Regions from separate parts of the Homo sapiens genome. Here region 1 is linked to region 2. Evidence: read pairs that join two places in POLR2A ChIA-PET (ENCODE). Cell type or tissue: OCI-LY7. All regions are shown on one strand. Links, peaks and the distances in the headings refer to the core of each region. The heading gives the core; the rest is flanking DNA.

Evidence for each region. Peaks named below come from ENCODE experiments on the same cell type or tissue, not always from the same donor. Only the 100,000 strongest peaks of a DNase experiment are listed, where the experiment ranks them.
Region 1: POLR2A ChIA-PET joins it to region 2 with 13 read pairs; 2 of 35 experiments call an interaction of 5 or more read pairs at or near these places.

The regions. Positions count from the first base shown.
Region 1 is chr9:123,757,635-123,760,553 of GRCh38, forward strand. DENND1A (DENN domain containing 1A) reads right to left here. Exons shown (of 24, transcript NM_001352964.2): 5 at 69-188. Among named protein-coding and RNA genes, the nearest start is that of DENND1A, 170 kb to the right of the region's middle. In OCI-LY7, for the core only: no CTCF peak of the experiment used is centred there; no DNase peak of the experiment used is centred there.
Region 2 is chr9:124,195,818-124,198,736 of GRCh38, forward strand. No RefSeq gene overlaps it. Among named protein-coding and RNA genes, the nearest start is that of NEK6, 61 kb to the right of the region's middle. In OCI-LY7, for the core only: CTCF peaks have their summits at 1,977 and 2,178; DNase peaks (open chromatin) are centred at 1,464 and 1,724; H3K4me3 peaks cover 537 bases; H3K27ac peaks cover 1,175 bases.

The DNA.
Region 1 (2,919 bases), core at 223-2,722, 440 kb before region 2:
CGGAAGAGCAATGCAGAAGCTGACATTGCTTCAGAGAACAAGCCAACAGCCCAAGCCTTCTCCCTTACCTTAAGATACAGAAGCAGCTCTTCGCTCCTGAAGATAAGCGGCAGAACCCGAATCTCTGTTTGCTGTCAATGTCAGTGAGCACGAATGTGAAGTTCTGGCCAACTTGGCTAACTGTGAGGCTGCAGCAAAGGCAGAACAAAGGGGAAAATGAATGTGCAGTAAGTTTCTTGATAAAGTATCTAATCACAATGAGTCGTTGAACTTATAACATTTCCTCTCTCAGTGGAACTCTTAAAATTTACACATTTCAAGGGAACAGACTGTAAGCTAGTTAAAAAAAAAAAAAAAAAAAAGACAGCCAGCAGCCTATTCTAGTGACCACCTCAGAAATCAAATAATCAGAGCTATCATACCTTCTCCTTACTGAGTTCAGTCTCTGAGGCAGCTCTGTTAGTCAGCCCATCAATTCCGAAAGGTGCCCTCTATTAACCTCATTTTGCTGATGAAGAAATAGTCTAGAGAGGCATTGCCTAAGGTCAGCTGATCAGTGGCAAAAAGCTGGATTTTAACCCTCGCGCTGATTCCACAGGCCACTCTACCAGCTTGCTGCTAACAATCCTCACCTGAGAACTTCCCTAGTTCAGAAAATAAGAGTGCTTGCCAGAGCAAAAGGTAAATGTTACTATGTGCCAGCCACAAAGTTAGACATCATATATGCGTAGACCATCTCCCTGACTCTCAGGACAACCATGGAATTTAGAGGATGTTCCCATTTTACAGAAAAGGAAACTAAGGACCAGAATACATCCTTAGTAACTGAATCACGTTCACACAGCTACAAAGAGGAGGAGCTGAAATTGAAACTGGAAAGAAAACAGGGCAAGCTTAGGTGTTACTTTCCTAAATTCCTATATCTTTCATAATTTCTGAATTTATGAGAAACATATTTCCTATTTTAGAGGACAGAAATAACCAAAATGTCTAGCATTGCATGGTGTTTTCTAAGAAATGGAAACAACATTTTAAAGAAAGACGTTAAAGGAAAAAAGCTAAAAATATATCAATACAAAAATTTAAAAACCACACATAAACGCAACATTAAAATATCTATTTTTAAAAATTTTAAAAACAATACTAATCAGATTACAGAAACTCTTTGTTTTGTTTTTCTGTTTTGAGATGTAGTCTCGCTCTGTTGCCAGGCTGGAGTGCAGTGGTGTGATCTCAGCTCACTGCAACCTCCACCTCCCTGGTTCACACAATTCTCCTGCCTCAGCCTCCCGAGTACCTGGAACTACAGGTGCCCGCCACCATGCCCAGCTAATTTTTTTATATTTTTAGTAGAGACGGGGTTTCTCCATGTTAGCCAGGATGGTCTTGATCTCCTGACCTCGTGATCCACCTGCCTCGGCCTCCCAAAGTGCTGGGATTACAGGCGTGAGCCACCGCGCCCGGCCAAACTCTTTTTTTAAAGTTGTAAAATGTCTAAAAATCCAGTTTTTAAAATCAGTTTACCAGTTAGCTTGGATTTCATTCCATTTTAAAAATTTAAACATCCCGCTTCCGTCACAGTTATGGCGGCTAAGGCTACCACCTACTTGCCCAGCTGTTGCTGCTAGAGCTTGTAGACAAATGTATAGGCTCAAGAATTCACATTGTGGTGAAGAGTCATTAAGAAATCGTGGGTACTCTTCTAGGAGTTGATGACTTTGTCAAGATGGACTAGAAGAGGTCACTGAGTTTGAAATCACACCAGAAGGAAGAAGTACTATTGTTGTTATTATTATTACTATTACTTTGAGACACAGTCTTGTTCTGTCACCCAGGCTGGGGTACAGTGGCACAATATTGGCTCACTGCAACCTCTGCCTCCCGGGTTCAAGTGATTCTCATGTCTCAGCCTCCTGAGTAGCTGGAATTTCAAGCGTGCACCAACACGCCCAGCTAATTTTTGCATTTTTAGTAGACAGAAGGTTTTGCCATGTTGGCCAGGCTGGTCTCAAACTCCTGGCCTTAAGTGATCCGCTTGCCTCAGCCTCTCAAAGTGCTGGGATTACCGCCTGGCCAGGAAGAAGTATAATTAAATTAGAGCAGATTTTGCTAAGTGGAAATAATATAACAATGCTAGTTCCTGTCAGAGAAGAACCTGAAGAGTGAATGGGTTTCCCTACCTTATGCTAGATTCAGTTTTGTCTTATAATGGCAACAAAATAGAATTTGCTTTTTACCTTTAAATGCTTAGATCCCATAAAGCTAAATTTCGCATTCAAGGGAAATCCTTTGAAGATGTATATCCATTTTTGTAAGTTACAGTAATTATCTCAGAAAAAGAAGAAAAGAGTTTTTTCTCTGAAGATTAAAATAAAGGTATTTTTGGTTAAAAAATCCAAATTCTAATACATGAATTTATATTAACGTAATATGCTAGAATTCAACACTGAGTTATTCAAAGGAACTCATCAACTCATATTGTATTTTACAAAGTGTATTCAAATTGGTAAAATAGTCAAATCTATGCTATCAATTATTACTTTATAAATTATCAGAAGAAATTTAAAAATCATGGTTTACCAAGCTTTTTCCAAAGGTAGAATTCTTATTGAGTCTTTGGATATGATATGAATAAAGTTTTCAAAGATAGGGTAGACTTTCTAAAACTCCCTTATACAGCCACATAAATAATTAAAATTAAAGGAATTTTCAAGGTATTCCAATACAAAGGTCAATGGACTCTGCCTGGTCATATTTAAGGAGACAACTCCATCTCTTAGAGAGTGGTTAGAGAGTACAAGAAAATAATTCAGAAAGAAAAAGTGTTCCACTCTCCTTATTTAACTAGGAAGGTGAACAAAAACAAGGTGGCAATTTAAAAGCAACGTGGTCATAAAGCAGGTGTAAGTAATGCTATCC
Region 2 (2,919 bases), core at 177-2,676:
AAAAAAATGAAGCTACAGGCCAATCTCTATAATGAACATCGATGTAAAAATCCTAATAAAATATAAGCAAGCCAAAATCAAGAACACACAAAAAAGACTACATGTCATAACCAAGTAGGGTCTATTTCTGACAGGCAAGACTGGTTTAATGTGCACAAATCAATCAATGTGGTACGTTACATTAACAGAATGAAAGATAAAAACCACACAATCATCTCAGTTGAAACAGAAAAAGCACTTGACCAAGTTCAGCATCCTTTCTGGATAAAAACTCTTAACAGTTTTGGCATAGAAAGAAAGTTTCTTGACATAATAGAGGCCATTTATGAAAAAACCACAGCTAACACCATAATTAATGGGGAACAATCAAAAACTTTCCTACTGAAATCTAGAACAAGGCAAGGATGCCCACTCTCTCCACTTCTATTCAACATGGTACTGGAAGTATGAGCAAGAGCAATCAGACAAGAAAAAGAAATAAAAGTCATCTAAATCAGAAAGGAAGAAGTAAAATGATCTCTATTTGCAGATGACATGATTCTATATACAGAAAATCCCAAAGATTCCACACAAAAAAACCCTGTTATATCTAATAAATAAATTCAGCGAAGTCATAGGATGCAAAATCAACACACAAAAGTCAATAGCAGATCTACACAAAAACAACAGCCTAGGTGAAAAACAAATCAAGAAAGCAATCTTATCTACAAAGGCATTAAAAAAATACTGAGGAATAAATTTAACCAAGGAGGTGTAATATTTGTATACTGAAAACTAGAAAACATTGATAAAGAAATTGAAGATCTAAATTAGTGGAAAGCTATTTCATGCTCATGGATGAGAAGAATTAATATTATTAATATCTGTACTCCCAAAACAATGTACAGATTGAATGCAATGAGGTCAGGGGGTTTAATTGCAAGTAAAAAAAATAAAAGAAAGAAAGCTTCTTCAAAACAGCCCAAGAAGAGAAGGGAATTTATTAAAACAGGAGGGTCCCAGAGATCCAAGGCTGGACATGGAGCAGCTTCAGGAAGGCAGGAGTAGGGACCCAGAAAGTTGTCAGGAGATCTGGAGGTAGTGTCTTAGGCTCCTTGTGACTATCTCTCTCTTTATCTCAGTCTTCCTTCTTATTTTCCTTCCTTTCTCTCTCCCTCTCCCGCTCCCCGCCTTGTCTCAGTATCTCTCCTGCATGACTGCCTCTTTCTATCTTGTCTCTGCCTGTCTCTGTCTCTCCCTCCCATAACTGCATTTCAACCTTTCCATGATTGAGTCTTCTCTCTGCCATTCTATGAGCAAGTGGCCAAACACAGCCAGTCCAGCCCAGCTTTATGCCTCCTTTCAAATAACCAGCCAGGAAGGCAACCCAGTATCCCTGATTCTCAAAGCCAAAGTCACAGGAGAAAGAAGCTGATTGGCTCAGCTCAAATCAGCCTGCACCTCTGGTCTAATCAGCTGTCGCTAGGGGAGCAGAGAGGTACAAATATGGCCCCTGAGGTTCCACCTAGGGGAGAGGAGGATACAAGAGAAGGGAGCTGGAGGGCTGGCCAGGAGCACAGATGCCCACCACACCTGCCTGCCCAGTTGGACCCTCTCAGAGACGGGTTTTGACCTGAATTGAGCTTTGGTCCTCTTGGCCCCTTGGCCACGGTCACGTAGACTGCTAGCTGAGCTCCATTCCCTTCATATCTGCACATGGTACTTCCCGTCTCTGAGTCTCTGCTTCCTCATTTGTGAAATGATAGTAACAGCCCCTCCCAGTGGGGTGGTTGCAAGACGACATGAAGTTGTGTGGGCAGAGGACCCAAGGCCTTGCTGGCCACAGTGACTATGACACATCTGAATTCCCTAAAGTCCTACAGTTCCCGTGGTCCTCGCCTACCTGCCCCACTCCTCCCTTCTTCCCCTACCTCCACCATCTTCCCCCACTGCCAGTACGGCCCCAGGATGCTTGTGGTTACAACCAGTGAGATCTACTGCCCTCTACCACCACCCACATATCGCTAATTTGAGAAACGCACACCAGGGTGTCTGGGTTTAGCTGTTGAAACCACACATTCTGACCATCTTCTCAGTCCACTGAGCCTCCGTGGTCAGCCTGGCTGAGCTCTTTGTGGACCAGACATTGTTCTGCGGTCCCCACTCTAAAATCAGGTGGGGGCAGCATTAAGGAAGCCTTGGTGCCTATAGGATATCAGACACCCCAGATGCCTCAGGGATCTCCTTGAATGCTGCGCTACACACTATGGACAGATGCAACTGTTGATGTCATTTCTTTTTTTTTTTTTTTTTTAATTTGAGACGGTGTCTCGCTGTGTCGCCCAGGCTGGAGTGCAGTGGCGTGATCTCGGCTCACTACAACCTCCACCTCCCAGGTTCAAGTGATTCTCCTGCCTCAGTCTCTCAAGTAGCTGGGACTACAGGCATGCACCACCACACCTGGCTAATTTTTGTGTTTTTGGTAGACGGGGTTTCACCATGTTGGCAAGGCTGGTCTCAAACTCCCGACCTCAAGTCACCTGCCCACCTCAGCCTCCCAAATTGCTGGGATTACAGGAATGAGACACCACACCTGGCCCGTTTCTTCTTATTTTTGTTATTTTCTTATTTATTAAGCCAGCGTTCCCCGCTGCCTACTCTCTTCTTACTGGAGGCTGACCACTGGGGACTTCTGTATCTATGGAAGATGTGGGTGTTGAACTTGGGAACCTCAGGCCATGACATAAGGCTGAACAGGCCTCACCATGTCCTTTGGGTGCAAGAAGATCACGTGGAGAGGCACATCCAGCACCCAGCCCCAAGGCCCACCTCCTTGTCCCAGAACCCTAGTCTACCACAAATCTCCCACCTTCTGCCCCAACAAGAGAGTTCGGGTTGTTCCCAAATGGAGTCTTCCATGGACCTATGAATCTGACCAGG